Regions from separate parts of the Mus musculus genome. Here region 1 is linked to region 2. The links are chromatin loops, found by intact Hi-C in ENCODE. Cell type or tissue: heart. All regions are shown on one strand. Each heading gives the region's core, and the rest is flanking DNA. Links, peaks and the distances in the headings are about the cores only.

Region 1 (5,380 bases), core at 50-5,049, 160 kb before region 2:
GGGCAAAGCAGAGCTCTTTCCAGGGCATGGAAAGAGGAGTGTGCCCAAAGAATGAAAAGCCACTTTTGTCTTCATTTGAAGAAAAACCACTGTGGCTTCTGGAGCCCTCTGTGTACCAAGTCAGACCTGCTAATGTTTACCAGATGGTGGTGAGACCATTGCTGGTTGGAAAGAGGAAGAGACGGGAGAGATACTGAGGCAGGAAGACTGTCCATAGGTTTGAAATTAGCCTGAGCTACACATCAAGTTCAAGTGCAACCTGGGCTACATACCTACATCTAGAGAGACAGAGACAGACAGGCAGGCAGGCAGACGGACAGGCAGGTAGATAGATAGATACTCTACCCTTCATTTTGTGTTTTTACCTGAGGGTTGATTAGAAATAAGCTACTCACCTTTCCCTAGAAGTAGTATCCTGCTGTGCCAGGCTCCGCAACCAGTGGCTTAGGAGGAATTAAGAGTAGCTTTGAGAAAAGGATGTGGATGGTCACTTGCTGTGGTTGTAAGATGGATAGTTTTCCCAGGGGCCCATATGTGAACGTTTGGTGCTGGTGGGAGTGCTGTGGACTTTTAGGAAGTGGGCCTGTAGGTCATTAGTGCATGTCCAAAATGTGGATGATGGGCCATCTGCCTATCCTTTCTCTCCTTCCTTCCCTCCCTCTTCTCCACTCGGATACAGAGTCTCACAATATAGCTCTGACTAGCATAGATCACTATCTTGTAGACCCGCAGGCCTTGAACTTACAGAAATCAACTTGCTTACACCTCTTGAGTGCTTAGATGAAAGGTGTGTTCAAGTTTTCTCCCTTAATCTTAGCTAGTTATTAAAATATCCAAATTCTGTTTAAAATTTCTCTTATCTTAAATCATCTTTATTCCTTGCCACTATGTGGCTAAATATTTCGGAACATAAATAATTACCTAATGAACACTTAAATGTACCAGCAGAACAAAGACAAAACAGAACCACGTTTCCTTTCTAGGCTGCCCACCTCAGGCAATTCACAGTGGGTTTAGGAAATTAACCAATATAACACACAACCTGTGTTCAATTCCTTAGACTCCCAGTTCTTCTTCAGGAAACCCAGACGACTCCCCAGGCTACAGGAGTCAGCAGGGCCATAGCCACCCTCACCCTTGCTTACTGGGAAGTCTGTGCGTGCATGCTTGCTGCTATCTTCAGATGAGTTTTTCTTGCCTATATTTCTGCCTCCACTTGAGCTCCTTGGCTCAGGTTCTTCCCTCTCAAATCCATTTCCTCCCCAGACGCCAAGAAAATATTTCTGATTTGTACATATGTAATGTGCATTATGCAAATGGGGTCCCATTTCTTCCTCTGAGGTTTGCCATTACTTACTACTCCAGGATAAAACTCAGACGTTTTACCACTGCAAATAAAATTCCCTATAATCTAGCCCGGGGTTAATGATATGAAACGCATCTAATTTAAAAGTTCCTAGTAGCCATATTTTAAAAGTAAAAGAAATGAGAGAATATAATTTTAGAATATCTTACTTAGCCCAACTTAAGCAAAATATTATTTTAAGTGAAATTAGTAGTCTTACAATGGATGAGGTCGTTGCAATCTTAGGTATTTGGGGTTTTGTTTGGTTGGTTTTTGTTTTGGTTGTACTTCAAGTTGATCATCAAAATGTGTATGCTAAATTGTTAATCACAAAAGTTGTAAACAAAGAGCTGGAGAGGTGGCTCAGTAGCTATGACTCTGGTCTAGATAGAGACATGCTCTGGGAGCCTGTGGAGCTGAGTTCAAATCCCAAGTACTAACATCACAAAAAGCGGCGTGCAGCTGCTTGTGCATGCAATGCCAGCACTAGGAGGCGGAGCCTGTGAGCTCAATGCCAGCCAGCTTGACGAAACGGCAAGCCTGAAGTTCAGTGAGAGCCTCTGTGTGAAGGGAATAAGGAGAGCATTAACTGAACACATCAAGTACCCGATGCTGGTACCCTCATCTGTACATCACACACACACACACACACACACACACACACACACATACACACACACACGAGTTATGATCAAATACTTAGGCTTCATAAAACTTACAACTGAAAAAGTAAATTCCCTTTCCTGAATTTCTGCATATTTTAAGTCAATAAGTGTGACAAATATTATTTTAAAATCATAATAAATTAACATAAAATAAGCCTAGGAACTTAATTCTTGCATCATAGTAGCTACTTTTGAAGTATTTAATAGCTTAGTGTGCCTCATCACTGTTATGTGGACAGTACAGAGCTCTGAAGAGCCTCTCAGTAATACTAGCAGCCTCACATATATGTGTTAAGAACTAATCTGGATTTCTGTTAGTTAACTAATTTTTAAGTGTTTCATCCTAGGAAAACAATCTGGAATTATATCCTGTAAATTCTCAGTTTTATAAAAGTAAGGACCAAGGTATAGACCAGTTGAGCCAAATGCACAGAGCTAGGAAGCAAAAGATTTTGGGTTTGTACCCAGACAGTTAGGGCCCAGGACATGGGCTCTTAACCAGAGGAGTAATGGCCTCAGATGCCCAGAGTCCTGCGATGCTTCCCTTACATCCAGACTCACTGGTTTCTCGCTGCTGCTGGGAACTTGGGGATGTCTCTTGCTCTCTGGGAGGATGACAGTTCCCACACTGCTGCATCATTTTTCTGGTAAATGTTCCGTGCTTATCTGTGTGACCTGTAGAAGCAGTATATTATTAACACAATGTCAGGGTTCATGATAAATGCCAGGACAGGAAAATAGCATTTAATCAGACATGCTTATCAATATACTGTGACCCTTCCAGAACTCTCCAAGGTTTTTTTTTTTTTTAAGTTAATACTCTCCCTTGGCCTTCCAGAAGCACTTGATGAACTTTCTGAGTTACATAAGTTGGTGCAAACCACCATACACCCCCACCCCGTTTTCACTTCCTGTCCTTCTGGGATTATGAAGAATGGTCCTTCCAGGAAACATGCTTTGTACGGTCTTACATTAAGAGTGCCCAAAGTCAGCCTGAGAGCGGGGTGCAGTTAACTGTGATTAAAAGCAAAAGACTAAGAACATCACAAAAAAATATTATAACAGGAAATGAAAAAGAATGAAAATTATGAGCGAGGAGGTTCTTGCCGTACTTTGACCTCAAAGAGAAGGTATCTAGTTACATGAGAAAATAAAGGAATGCTATTACCACAAATCACTATTAACACCCACATTAACATGATTGCATTTTAAAAAAATGAATGAGAAGAGGGAAGGCTAATGGGATTCTGGCATAAACTAATCAGGATTCTTTTCACAGCCAGAAAGAAAGATTTATACACAGCTGCCATCGACATATTAATGGCCTTGGTGAACAGTAACAAGTGGTTAGGTCTCACTACCAAGGGATAACTCAGCTGCTTCATCAAGCCTCTCAGATAGGAGCCAAGAAAGATTAACATCTGAGACAATAATACCACAACCTGACATCAGCTCAGTTATGGACTCCAAGCAAAAGATTTGAGCAAATCTGGGACCTCAGAGCCATGAGGGGGTAGCCTGTGACAGAAAGCCAATGACAGAGTAAAATAAATGGATTTTTTTTAAAAGAAAGGATTTATGGGTGGGGTTGTGAAAATCCTCTCCTAAGCCCGAGGTGAAAGCACAGTCTTCCCTTTCCCGATGCACCCCCATACACTAAGGGTACCCCTTATCTCATATGCTGAGAAAGGAAGAGTAAATATTTGCCACGTGCAGAAGAGACTTCTGCTTCCAGATGAGAGGGCGGGACAAAAGCACAATTACCTTCATTCCTAAAACAATCCTTACCGTCAGCCCACAAACACTGATCGTCAAGCAACAAAGGGCAGCGTTCTCTGTGAGATGGGAAACAGGGTGAGTCCCACAACCATCCCAACCCAACAGAAAGGAGCGGAAAGATGGGGCCGAGCTAGGTGCCTAGCATTCTCAGCACCGAGTACTGGAGCGAGAGAGGCCCATGGAGAGCAAACATCAAAAAGAACGTCCTATTGAGCAGCGGGACAGTGAAGAGTGGGTGTGTGGGGGAGCACTGCAGGGTGGGGAAGAACCCCACAGAGAAAGGAAATAATGCTATTTGCCTTCTCCCACATGGCCAGACATCATGCCTGCTCTTACAGTATATGCTGAAATTGTCCTGATTTATAGGGACCCACATGCAACAACATATGGATCTTGTCTCAATAGTGGAGAATAATTATCTCTTGTTATTGATCATTGAACACTTATAGTCCCACCTGCCAAATACTAAAACCATACTTTAAAAAAGAGCAAGATGTGTCTTCATAACACTAGAGAACAAACTCTGAATATATTTAAGGAAATAAAAAAAATTAACGTATAACTGGATAAGATCAAATGACACTTTTTAATCAAAAGAACTCTGCAAAAAGTTGGAGATCTGACAAAGTTGGTGGTGTGCCAACTGATTGCAAGATTTATTATTAATCTCTAGTGATATGGTGTTCTCATGCAGGTAGATAAACAGGCAGCTAGAACCAACTAGAAAGCCCAAAATAAATAAGAATAAGAACTCTCACACAGTGCTCTTGGGACTGTAAAGTGGTACCATCATTTTAGAACATAGTATGACAACTTCACAGGGCATTATAAATAGCACAGTGTATATCCATTCAGTAGACCTTACTTAGCAACAGGAAATGGACTACTGATTTAGATAAACACACGTTCACTGCAAACTAATTTTGAGTTAAGACAAAAAAATGAGTATACATTAAACACGCTGGTGGGTTTGTCATCTTGATGCAAGCTAGATTCATCTGGGAAGAGGGAACCACAGTTTGGAAGTTGCCTCCGTAAGATTGCAGAACATTTGATTGATGACTAATGTGGGGGAGCTCATTTCTCTGTGGGCACTGACACCCCTGGGGCCTGCCATGTGCACACTCTAACCAGCACAGCACATACACTTATACACGGGAAGCCATTGGAGCAATCAACCCGAGTATACAAACGACTCTCAAGTTTTCTTTTGTCAATTTGTAATCTCCTCTTTCTTGCCCCTTCTTACTGGTTCCCAGTCTGACTTCAAGCCTCCTTTAATCTACTGTCTATGGGAGGGTTATAGAAAAGAAGCCTGAGCAAGCCCTAAGAACGAGCCATTCAGCAGCGCTCCTCCGTGGCATCTCCTTCAGTTCCTGCCTCCAGATTCTTACCTTGAGTTCCTGCCCTGCCTTCCCTGGATGTTGGACTCACATTCTGCAAGACCCCCCACCCCCACCCCTCCCCCACCCACCCAGACTGCTTTTGCTCATAGTGTTTATCATAGCAATAGAAGCAAACCAGAATAGTATATATGCACAGATATGTATGTGTGTGAATACATACATATGCATATGCTACTGTCTTGTAT
Region 2 (5,380 bases), core at 72-5,071:
GAAAGGTTAGTGGGTAGACAGCCATGGGCCAGGAAAGCAGAGACACTGTGGACTGGGAAAGCAAAGGAGAAGCAAGGACCAGAGGGATGCGCTCCCAGGACTCAGAGCAACACTGTTGGGGTGGGAGTGGGGGGGTGGAGGAAGAGGAAGGGGTGGAGAGGAAAAAGAGGAGGGGGCGGGAGCTCTTGGTTGAGGGGCCAGCCCCTTATTTCAGGAACTGTGGGCTGATAAGGAAGCAAGTGGAAGATGCCCAAGCTGACTGGCATAGGAGACTGACCTCGGCTAAACATAACCAAGAAGGCCCCAGTGGGCCCTCTCACTCCAGAGTGAGAGGTACAGCCAGGACCCATCGCTGCTGTTGTTGGCCCTGTCTGTGGGACTGTCGCCAACAGACATCATTCTCTTTTGGACTTCTTGAAATGATCACGCTGCGTTTGTCACAAGTCTGCTCTGCAAACAGACGTCCCCCCCCCCTCCCCAGGAGGCATCTGTCTACACGAGTGGATTCTAGTCTAGCTGCCTGCCTGCTAACACCCTACCTCAGTACTTGCCAGCTTGGGTACCCATGCTGGGAGGCAGATCCGTGGTACCTTGGTTGGTGTGTCTGATTCCCACTCCCGCTTACCCCATTTCCCTTCTGCCTGCAGTTGGCTGCACTGGGCTCAGGGCCTGGCCAAAGCTGGAGGCTCTGGCAGGAGCTCGAGCGGTTCAATCTTCCAGGCCTTACTGTACTTACTATTGAGGCAGTGGTTCCCACACTCTGCCAGGTGCCAGCATGAAAGAGAAAAGGAGAGTCAGCACTCACAGACATGGTACTTTAGAGAGGAGATCGTTGGGAGCCAGGTTTTCCTGCTTCATGAAGCCTTGTGAAGATCCACCACAGAATGGAGGACAGGCTGTGGCAAGAAGCCCTGGCCATTTCTTCAGGGAATAATTGATGTTGTTCACCCTTAAGTTTATTGCACTTGAGGGTGGCAGAGAACTAGAGACTTATCCTTACTCCCGAGACACTACTTCCAGCTCTCCTTTCTACTACATCTTGAAAAATGGCTTGCTACCTGCTGGCTATTGAGTGTTCTTCAGGCTGCATGCAATCAAGCAACAATATACCAACCAGCCACACCTTCTCTCTTGGATTTTGAAAAACCAAGCTTTTTTGTAATTAACTAAGGGTAAGGCAGTCTTCAGAAACCACACCATTAAGTACCACGACAATGCCCTCAAGTTAGTCAATGCATGAAGGCACACAGGCAAAAGAGCTGTTCCATTAAAAAAAACACCAGTTCCAGAAGAGACTACTGAGCTCATTTCCCAACCTGCATGGTTTAGGTTTTATTGTAAACATGTTTACACTTTAACCTAACCTTCAGACCAAGCCTTTCCTGTGTTCATTCTTTCGCTGCCATGGCCTGACTCATGTATTAATGAAAATGCCTCGCCATTCACTCGCATCTGTACACGACAGCATGTGATGTTGGGTGGTGCAAAAACTGCCAATGAAGAGTGCAAGTCCCATACACCCCGACCCAAGAGAACCTGTCATGTGAGAGAGAGATTTGATGTTTTTGATAAAGAGTTGGAAGGTCGGGTCTCTCAACACACTCAGAGAAGACCATGAGGGTTCTAGGGACTCACAGTCTCAACGCCCACGAGGCTGGTATGCAGCACTGCTTCTGGGTACACCTCAGGGCCAGGGAACGACCAGGTTCATCGGATGGTTAGCTCTCAGGGCAGATGTACCTTTCAAGGGCAGTTTACTTGGTTCATAATTCTTTAGTGTAATGGCTGAGCACATCCAATACCTAAATCTAAACTGAATCTTTTTAAGTGCTGACATCTGGAAAATTCCACACTTGAGATCATGGTGAGGGATCAGTCAAAAGGTGGGCACACTAAAAATGCTGCAGAAAATTGCTTCCAGGTTCTGTAGAAATAGTATATATTGGAAACACAAATAAACCTCATACTTAGATTTGGGTCCCATCCTCAGGGTATCTCTTTATGTATATGTAAATATCCCAAACTTTAAAAAAGTCAAGTCATTTTGGATAAGGTCTATATAACCTGACTTCGCAGGTTTTACACACACACACACACACACACACACACACACACACACACACAATCTTTGTCCATCCAACTAGCCCTGCAACTAAAGACCAATGTAACACAAACATACCCATTTTTCCAGTGTTTAATGATGTACCATTCTAAGAAAACAAATCCCCAGCAGTATGCATGACTTACATATTTTAGTAACGTTTTTATGAATAGTCTTTTTAAACTGGGTTTATATCTACTGAAGCTATTTTCCTATACAATGAAACAAAAAGTATTTTGTAATCACCCAAATCAGCTACAGCAATATACAAATCTGCTAAGTTCAGCACAAAGCATCCCAAGTGCTGAATGAGTGTTAGATCAGGACTGCTCGGGGAAGAAGGACCTTTGAAGACCCAGCCTTGCTCAGGAATGTTATGCCCTAGGCTCAGGCTTCGGGTTGCGGCAAACAGTCCACCTGCCATGGAGAAATGTCTCCATCTAGTGGCCAGCCTGACTCTGCAACACCTGTGTCCCAGCTGTTCTTCAGAAGGGCGGCCATCACAGCTAACAAGCTGTTTTCTTGGGTGACTTGTTTGCTTATGAGGATGGGTGAACCCCAGGAAAAACAGCTGTACCTTGTGCTCACCCACGAAGCACTCCAAATACAGCAAAGGCTTTTAGAATTCTTGTGGAAGAGTGAGCTGTATGAACTGAAGTTCTCCATAAAACGATAACAACAAAAAAACCAAATGTACCCCCCAAAAAAACCAAAACAAAACAACAACAAAAAAAAACTTTGCCCATGTAAAAGATTGTACAAGGCTGACCGACATGTCAGAACTTCTGAATGTGGAGAGCTGAAATGTTGTAAAGCCAGAATCTTGGCTTGGCCTATCTTTATTAATTGTCACCCGTTGTCCCCCTCTGTACCTGACCTAAAGTTTTAGTGACTCGCACATGAAACCTTGTGAGGCATTAACAGAACATTAGGTTCCACCAAGCAAGAAGCCAAAAATATCATCGGAGAGCGTCTGAAAACTATAACATGAATATTCCTGCTTTCCTGTAACCCACCTAGCTGATACTCCCACCAATACATTTTAATAATGCTTTGATTTATCTTTTTCCCCTATAACTATAAGTAACTCAAGAAACTATTAGTACACTGGAACAGGGTATTTTGGGCAACCTGAACCTGTGCTTCTGGGTAATGTCACTCTTAGCTCCAGAATAAACTATTAAACTATACATAATATTACATATAGCAATAATGACTATATGTAAATATATAATTTCTCATTCCTTTGAGGTGAGAACTGTATATTGCAATAACAGCTTTAATTGTTTAATTCATATTTATCCACATTTATTTGACCGCAGACCCCAGCTCCGGTCTCGTGCACACACATGTGTTTGTAAGTGTGGAGGAGGCTGTGAAGGGAGAATGCCATGCACAAATCAGTCATTAAGAGACCTTGAAACCCTTTCCAGACTCATTGAAAGGCTCAGCTCTATGCTCTTGGCAACTTATTTAGACACAGGCTGATGGCGGGGCTGAGAGCCTAGGTGGGTGAGAAAGTGTGATGAGAGGGAGAAGGGAGGAAGGAGAGGTCCCATGATGGAAATGGTGTGGAGGTTAGCCTCTGACATCCTTCTTGAGATGAGGTGGGGCTGTAGTAGTATATTGCAAGAGGCACTGCCGTTTGGTGAGGAAAGATTTCTAAAACCGGGAGTATTCACATCAGAGGCAAGAAGACCAGGGAAGCCTAGACTTATGGTTTTGTGGACTCCTGAAGCAATGGAAGTGATGGGTGGAGCTGAGGGCTCCTAGCTCCCCCTAGCTTCGTGGAGTCTGAGGTTGATGTTTCAAGACTTGATTCTGTGCAGCTGCAAATGCTATGGAGAAATTGTAGGGTGTGCGTGTGTGTATGTGTGTTTGCATGAATGGGCACGTGCACGAATGTGCATGCATGTATGTGTGCGTTCTATCAAATGGTAAGGAGAAGTGTCAGATGTCCTCACTAAAGCCCTGAGGCATCAGAGTAATGATGGAGAAAAATCACCTTCCTCCTGATGGAAGTGTTCTTGGAGTGGCTTCAGTGAGGTTTGGTTCTGGGTCTTGACTCAGTAGTCTGCCCCTTTGCTTAAAACAACAACAACAACAACAAAAACAACAACAACACAGAGGACCTACATGTAATGCTTGCCTCACTTGGGAAGCTGAGGCAAGAGGAGTGTCACTAATTCAAGGTCACCGTGGACTACAGAGTGAATACCAGAACAGCCACAGCTACACAGGAAGACTAGGTTGTACTGGCTAGTTTTGTGTCAACTTGACACAGCTGGAGTTATCACAGAGAAAGGAGCTTCAGTTGAGGAAATGCCTCCATGAGATCCAGCTGTAAGGCATTTTCTCAATTAGTGATCAAGGGGGAAAGGCCCCTTGTGGGTGGGACCATCTCTGGGCTGGTAGTCTTGGTTTTATAAGAGAGCAGGCTGAGCAAGCCAGGGGAAGCAAGCCAGTAAAGAACATCCCTCCATGGCCTCTGCATCAGCTCCTGCTTCCTGACCTGCTTGAGTTCCAGTCCTGACTTCCTTTGGTGATGAACAGCAGTATGGAAGTGTAAGCCAAATAAACCCTTTCCTCCCAAACTTGCTTCTTGGTCATGATGTTTGTGCAGGAATAGAAACCCTGACTAAGACACTAGGTCAAAGGAAAAATATCATAGGCAAGAACACACACACACACACACACACACACACACACACACACACACAAAATCCTGGCAAAACAAAACAAAAAGCCAAAACTAGTTAAATCTTCTGTGTCGCATGTTCAGAGCATATTGCTGCTTTGAAGCATAGTTTTATGATGAAGTAGGAGAAGCTCCAGCTGCTAAATGTAGAAGAACCCCTTTGTTGAATGAGGCAGGATTCCCTGGCAACCGCAGAGGGCTTCCGAAGCATTCTTGCTCTTTCTACCTTTGAATCTGCCCAGCTTATAGTGTCTCAGTGTTTTCCCGCTCTAAGGAATATGGTCACTGTCGATTTCCCTTGCCTTTCCCCCCAACCCTTCCAATGGAAAAAGATGCCCAACATCCTAGCAGCATGTAGGTTACCATCCACAGTTACGTGCCCACTGAAACCTGAAGAAACTGTCACAGAGCCCCTTTAGCCCTCCCAAGTCATTGCCACAGGAGAGGAGATACGGGATGTAGGTGAAACCTCTCATACACCTTCCTGCAGAGCCTTCCTGGTCTTGGCAAAGTTTCCTTTTCCTAAATAGTATTTTCATTTCAGAGCTGGCAGGGAATACTAGGGCAACATGTAGGGTGAC

The links. A loop is a pair of places that touch in the nucleus more often than their neighbours do. Peaks named below come from ENCODE experiments on the same cell type or tissue, not always from the same donor. Only the 100,000 strongest peaks of a DNase experiment are listed, where the experiment ranks them.
Region 1: it touches region 2 in a loop (9-fold over the local background); 1 of 42 quality-filtered maps calls a loop at or near these places.

The regions. Positions count from the first base shown.
Region 1 is chr15:7,067,692-7,073,071 of GRCm38, forward strand. No RefSeq gene overlaps it. Among named protein-coding and RNA genes, the nearest start is that of Gm30971, 4.0 kb to the right of the region's middle. In heart, for the core only: no CTCF peak of the experiment used is centred there; no DNase peak of the experiment used is centred there.
Region 2 is chr15:7,223,909-7,229,288 of GRCm38, forward strand. All of the region lies in intron 17 of Egflam (EGF-like, fibronectin type III and laminin G domains), which reads right to left. Among named protein-coding and RNA genes, the nearest start is that of Lifr, 97 kb to the left of the region's middle. In heart, for the core only: no CTCF peak of the experiment used is centred there; DNase peaks (open chromatin) are centred at 463 and 2,543; H3K4me3 peaks cover 339 bases; H3K27ac peaks cover 925 bases.